Linked DNA regions of Homo sapiens: region 1 is linked to region 2. Evidence: chromatin loops called from intact Hi-C (ENCODE). Cell type or tissue: Caco-2. All regions are shown on one strand. Links, peaks and the distances in the headings refer to the core of each region. The heading gives the core; the rest is flanking DNA. Region 1 overlaps ARHGAP28 (Rho GTPase activating protein 28). Region 2 overlaps ARHGAP28 (Rho GTPase activating protein 28).

Region 1 (2,918 bases), core at 198-2,697, 48 kb before region 2:
TCAATACTTCCTTTCAAGCCAAGAAGCAAGATCATATTGTTCTACCTCTGAAGAAAGCACTCTCTCTTTCAAGAATACCCTTTCCTTTAAATTGCTTACACATTTGTAACCTATTTGTGGAGCAATGACCAGAATGGCCCTAGAAAGCGTGGACTTTTGTATCTGCGTTATTTTTTAGCTCTTGGTGGCATAGGTTCAATTCAAAGCAAACCATTCTTTTTTATTTTCCAGACCCCCACTACACCTGAGTTTATATGTTTTTAAGGTTTTTTTTTTTCTAGCCTTTTCCCAGTAAAATAGAATATAGTATCTTTCTATTTGGTCATTTTTTCCACTATTATATCCCTAGAGCAGTATCTGGTACATTGTAGTAGCCCAATAAATATTTGTTGAGTAAATTAATGAATTCCTGCCAAGATTACAAAATAGCCAAGATAAAATGGTGGGATTTTTAACTGCCAACCTCAACCTGTTTGCACCTCCATGGCCAGCAACGTGTTAGGCATTTGGGTTACAGAGATAAACGGGACATAGTCCCTGCCCCAAGAATGTGGCCCTTTACCTTTCAAACCAGCAAGACTTTGAGAAAAAAAGAGGAAATAAGTGACAATATTTCTACATCAAGAGGCTTCAGATGTAAATCTGGATTTTTAGCTAACCATTTAAAAAAAAAATTGAAGGACCCAGCAGCTCAGGCCTGCCCTGCTGCCTGCCATCCCTAGCTGAAGCTGAGCTGCTCCATCATGGGGGCTGCTGTGCTTGTTTGCCACACTCTCCCTGTTTCCCTTCAACATTGAGGCAGTTTCTTTTAGGGCTGCTCATTTTATTTTATTTTACTTATTTTATTTTGTTTTCGTAAAGTGAGTAGCCAGTGAAATGTACTTGTCAGTTCCTCAGGCTTGAGGTCAGATTGGCAGACCTTGACTCTACACCAATTACTACAATGTGGCCTTGGGCAATTTACTTCCGCTGCTTAGGATATTGACTAACGCAGAGGAAGCACCAGATATATTAGCTGTATCCCTACGGTTATCACTTTTAATCAGGTGTTGTTGCTGTAAAGAGGAGAGTCAAACTTTTGGTACTTGCATCACTATCAGAAGCGGACAAACAAAATAAGGTCAAGAAAGCCTTGTTTGTCAAGAAAAAAAAAGGGGGCCATTTAAAACTCAAATATCTGAGTTTTATAGCTCCAATCTTGCAACCGAAGAATCAAAGGGATCACTCATTCTTACCTCATTTTATAAAATAGTTAAAACTATGTATGGAGCATAATAAGTGAAACCACCTGAAGTCACATAAATGCACTGGCCTTTAGAGGGAGTTGTGGGTACCTAAAAGATTCTAGGTTGCGATATATTGACAGTAAGGAATCCTCAGATTTAAGTTCTTTTTTTAAAATCAGTATTCAGAATGTATAAATTAATATGTTTATTTTTAATATATAGATTATCCTTTGTCCATCTTGTCCTGTTCTGTTTTTGCTCTTTAAATTTGCATGGGGCAGTCTGCTGTGGCATTTAAAATACTGTTATACATATTTCCTTTTGAGCTTTTGGGATTCCTTCCCACACCCCCCGTTTCTTTAAGAGTTATTTCTTTTTTTATATATAATTTCTATCACCATATTTCTTGATTCTAATAGAGTGTGAGGATGGATAGACTTGCTTGTTAATTCTCATAATTAATTCTATTTTCTCATACTACTTTTATCTTTCAAAGTTTTCTTAGGAATTAATTTCAAGGACTCCACAAAGTCTATTTTGGCTATTACTTTTCAGTAGCATGGCATACTTGTAACATGAATTTTAATTTGTTTCTTTGGAGCTAAAAGGCAAGAAAACCATCAAGATACAACATCTTTCTGTCCCTAATAGGCATACAAACTTTTAAGTAGTTTAAAGCAAGAGCATAATTCTCTCAGAGGAAGTTTTAGCAAACATATTTCATTCTCACTTATTTTCCATTTTGGTCAACTGATTTGATATTACAACAACAACAAAAAAACATTCTCAGCTTGTGTTTCTGGACAGTTTAGACTTATTCCTAATGAGGAACACCAATTACCTTCTGTGTTTAGCACCTTTATGTGCTTAACAGTGGCAGGGAGTCCTAGTTGGTGTCTACAGTGCATTTCTAGATCATGGGGGATTCCAACCACTGCGAAATTTATTCATGCAGCAAAGAGACTCACAAGTCATAAGTATTTGTTGGGAGGAAGAGAACTAATTCTTTATTTCACAAAATTGTATATCCACATCCTATTGTAAAGGAAGAAAGAGAATAAACTAACTATAAATTATCAGTTCTGTTAAATGGTTGAAATTAGAATCATGATTTTTAGAGAGGCTAAGCTTCTATTCAGAATCCAGAGTGAGACTATTGACAAACATACAAAATAATTTCACTGATAAAATGAAACGTAGCTGAGGATAAAGCTAGATTTTGTTTTTCAAGGGTTTCCTGAGTATATACAAATAATGAAGTACAATGTTTTTTTTGTGAAGGTATAGTAGAAAATGGCCATGATTATTTCTGATATTTATCTAGTTATACCATAAACTTCCCGAGAGAGGACAAAAATAGAGGAGGGAAACAGCCAACTCTTCCTCGAAAACAAATATAGAAGCTAACCAAGGTTATCCTAGGAATTCTAATTCTACAGCAATGTTTAAACTTCTGTGAGGGGGCTATTGTTTCTTAACTATTCTTAATAATAAGATAATTTGATTAAAATGGAATGGATGATTAGAAAGTAAATATTTTATATTGAGGAAAAACTAAATTTAGCAACTTTTAGTGATAGATTTATTGGTACTTTCCTGGACTGAAATTAATTAATTAAGAAAACATTTACTTCCAGGTGCTAACTCTTACTAAGCATTTATGTAGGCCCGTATGAGCTTATGTACACATGC
Region 2 (2,918 bases), core at 256-2,755:
CTACAAAGTTTCAATATATAGTTTCCAAGGTACAGGTATACCCCGATCTCCTTAACAGCCATTGTATGACCACTATCTGCCCCAGTTCTAGGTTGGAGGTCACATTCAAGTGCTTGCCTGGCCTTATGGACAGCAGAAACATCTGCCTATTTTTGTATAGCATTTTAAACATCTTCCTCATTATCAGAGAAGCTGTGTTAGGTAATGGTACAAATCCATTTGTCAAGACTCATGCAGGCCTCTGCCAATTCTTTATTGCTTCAAAATTACACTGACCTACGTGCATCTTTCTAACAGGCTTCTGAAAGAAATTCAACCATCCTGCTACAAAAGTAAATCAAAGATAACTCGAAATGTCACTAACTTTGAACCTGAGAGTCCCTAGCTTACATAAGAATGATCCCTATGAACTAGAACAGTTAAGGGAACTTCATGGGAAATATGAGGCTTGCAGCAAGACGTTGGAAAGGAGAGGAGAGCAGAAGAGGTCCAGGTGCTTCCAGGCAGGGCTGTTGCTTGTTGGACATGAGCTGGACCTACAAGCCCACCCCAGCTTTCAACTGGAGTTCAGGGAAGCTCAGTGACAAGGCCAGATGGCTGCCCAGAATCAGCTGGTCATATGCAGAAGCGAGACCACTGAGCTGCTGCTTCTGGATAGAATTGGATCTTAACCAAGCATTCACATAAAGTCAGCCCTTGGTATCTACAGGTTCTGCATGGGCAGATTGAACCAACCTTGAATCAAAAATATTTGGGGAAAAAAAAACAATAAAAACTAACTACGACAATTAAAAATACAAATTAAAAAACCAATACAGTGTAACTCTTTACATAGGGTTTACATTGTGCTGGGTATTATACGTGATCTAGAGATGACTTAAAGTGTTGGGAGGATGTGCTTAAGTTATATGCAAACACTACGCCATTTTATGTAATGGACTTGAGCATCGGTGGAATTTGGTATTAGTTGTGGGGAGGGGTATGGAACCAATCCCCCTCAGATGCTGAGGGATGCCTGTATAACATTTAAGCAATGGAGGCTGAGAAAAAAAATCAGTCTCTTAGGCCAGGTGCGGTGGCTCATGCCTGTAATCCCAGCACTTTGGTAGGCCAAGGTGGGTGGATCACCTGAGGTCAGGAGTTCGAGACCAGCCTGCCCAAGATAGCAAAACCCCGTCTCTACTAAAAATACAAAAATTAGCCAGGCATGGTCGTGGCAGGCGCCTGTAATGCCAGCTACTCACGAGGCTGAGGCAGGAGAATCTCTTGAACCCGGGAGGTGGAGGTTGCAGTGAGCCGAGATCACGCCATTTGCACTCCAGCCTAGGCAACAAGAGCAAAACTCCGTCTCCAAAAAAAAAAAAAAAAATTCAATCAGTCTTGTAATGCCCATGAATTTCACAGTCACAGAATGTAATTTTCTTTATTTCTGGTAATAAAATTTATATTCTAACTCTGAGCCCCCACTTCTGACGGACAGCAGAAAAGCTCCATCTAGTCACAGCCACAGCCAGTCGACTTGATCCAATTTAGCACTTTCTAAGTTGCTTCTGGTTAAAATTCAGGAATATTCAGAATATTTCCCTTTGATTCCCCTCCTTTCCTTCTATTGCTGCTGGAAGCCATTGCATCTGGAGAGGCAGTCGGGACAGTCAGGGGGACCTGTGTTGGTGACTCAGCCTTCCTCTGCTGTCTGAGCTTTGACCCCAGGGGATTGGACACAGTGCTGCTGGGATGCAAGAGTGGATCTATGGGGTGGCTCCCACCTGGGTCTCTGATATGAGTTGAGCCTTCGTCCTGTTCCAGTTTCTGGAAGGAACTGTTCACTCTGCAGCCCCTGCCACGGGGATCCTTATCTCCAGCCAGGCACGTCTGTCAGGCTCTGAGAATCAATCAGTCTCTGTCTGCTTCCTTTTCTCTCTCAGCTAAAGTGGGCACCCCTCAGGCTGTGCAGGGAACTCCTGACCCCATCACTCCCCAGCGGGAGCGGGAGCTGCTGTCTCTGCCCATTCTTCTTGCCCTGGTGACATGGGATGTGTCTCTGAGGCTGCTTCCTTAATCACAAAAGAAGGGAAGCAGGAAGCAAGTGTCTTCCTAGATCCTCCCAAACTTCGTGGAGAAGCCTGTGAGGGCCCCAGCTCCCACCTGACACACTGTGGCATTGTTCTGGGGGTGGGACACCAAACACATGGCCTCTAATTGCTCATAATGATTTTTTCCTCTGCAAATTCTTTCCTTCTCCCTAGTTTGGATGGGGTGGTAAAAAAAACTTGTTTTGCCAGTTGATATCTCTTTTCAAAACTATTTTTGTCTCTCTTTTGAACTAGAGCCAAGATTCTGGAATCTGTTTGCTGTTTTTATTTTTCTTCCTGACAATTCTCCCTGGGGCAAGTGGTAAACTGGCCAGCCCATATCTCTTGGAATATGGGTTTAGGGATGGGGACAGGGCAGTGGAGAGAGGGGCACATCAGTCAACAAGCTATCATATTATCCTGGCAGAGAGCACCCAGATCTGATTCATCAGTCAAGGCCCAAGCCAATTTCTCACTTCCTGGAGATTCCAACTGGTTTTTTTTTTAGCTGCCTCCCCAGCCTTGGGAAGGTCTGCTGTGCTTAGCCACTGCAACTGATGAGGAGCAGAGCATGTCCTTGGTTTAGGGAGTGGGGGGTTGAGGGGGTGAGATAACCTTGTTTTCTAGGGTGAATGGGTAGAAGAGTGTTCACTGTTTTTTAGCACGTTGAAAATCCAAATATGAGGTTATTCTTTCCATCTTTTAATGTTATTCCTAACAGCCTCGATTAGAGTATTAATGAGGAATCCCTTGAAATATACATATATGTCACTATCTGTTATATATAATGTCAAGACATTAATTATTATTATTATTATTTTGAGATAGAGTCTCACTCTGTCACCC

Evidence for each region. A loop is a pair of places that touch in the nucleus more often than their neighbours do. Peaks named below come from ENCODE experiments on the same cell type or tissue, not always from the same donor. Only the 100,000 strongest peaks of a DNase experiment are listed, where the experiment ranks them.
Region 1: it touches region 2 in a loop (2.1-fold over the local background); 19 of 110 quality-filtered maps call a loop at or near these places.

What each region holds. Positions count from the first base shown.
Region 1 is chr18:6,731,837-6,734,754 of GRCh38, forward strand. The region is part of intron 1 of ARHGAP28 (Rho GTPase activating protein 28); the gene reads left to right. Among named protein-coding and RNA genes, the nearest start is that of ARHGAP28-AS1, 3.4 kb to the left of the region's middle. In Caco-2, for the core only: a CTCF peak has its summit at 1,291; no DNase peak of the experiment used is centred there.
Region 2 is chr18:6,779,543-6,782,460 of GRCh38, forward strand. All of the region lies in intron 1 of ARHGAP28 (Rho GTPase activating protein 28), which reads left to right. Among named protein-coding and RNA genes, the nearest start is that of ARHGAP28-AS1, 51 kb to the left of the region's middle. In Caco-2, for the core only: no CTCF peak of the experiment used is centred there; DNase peaks (open chromatin) are centred at 1,709 and 1,929.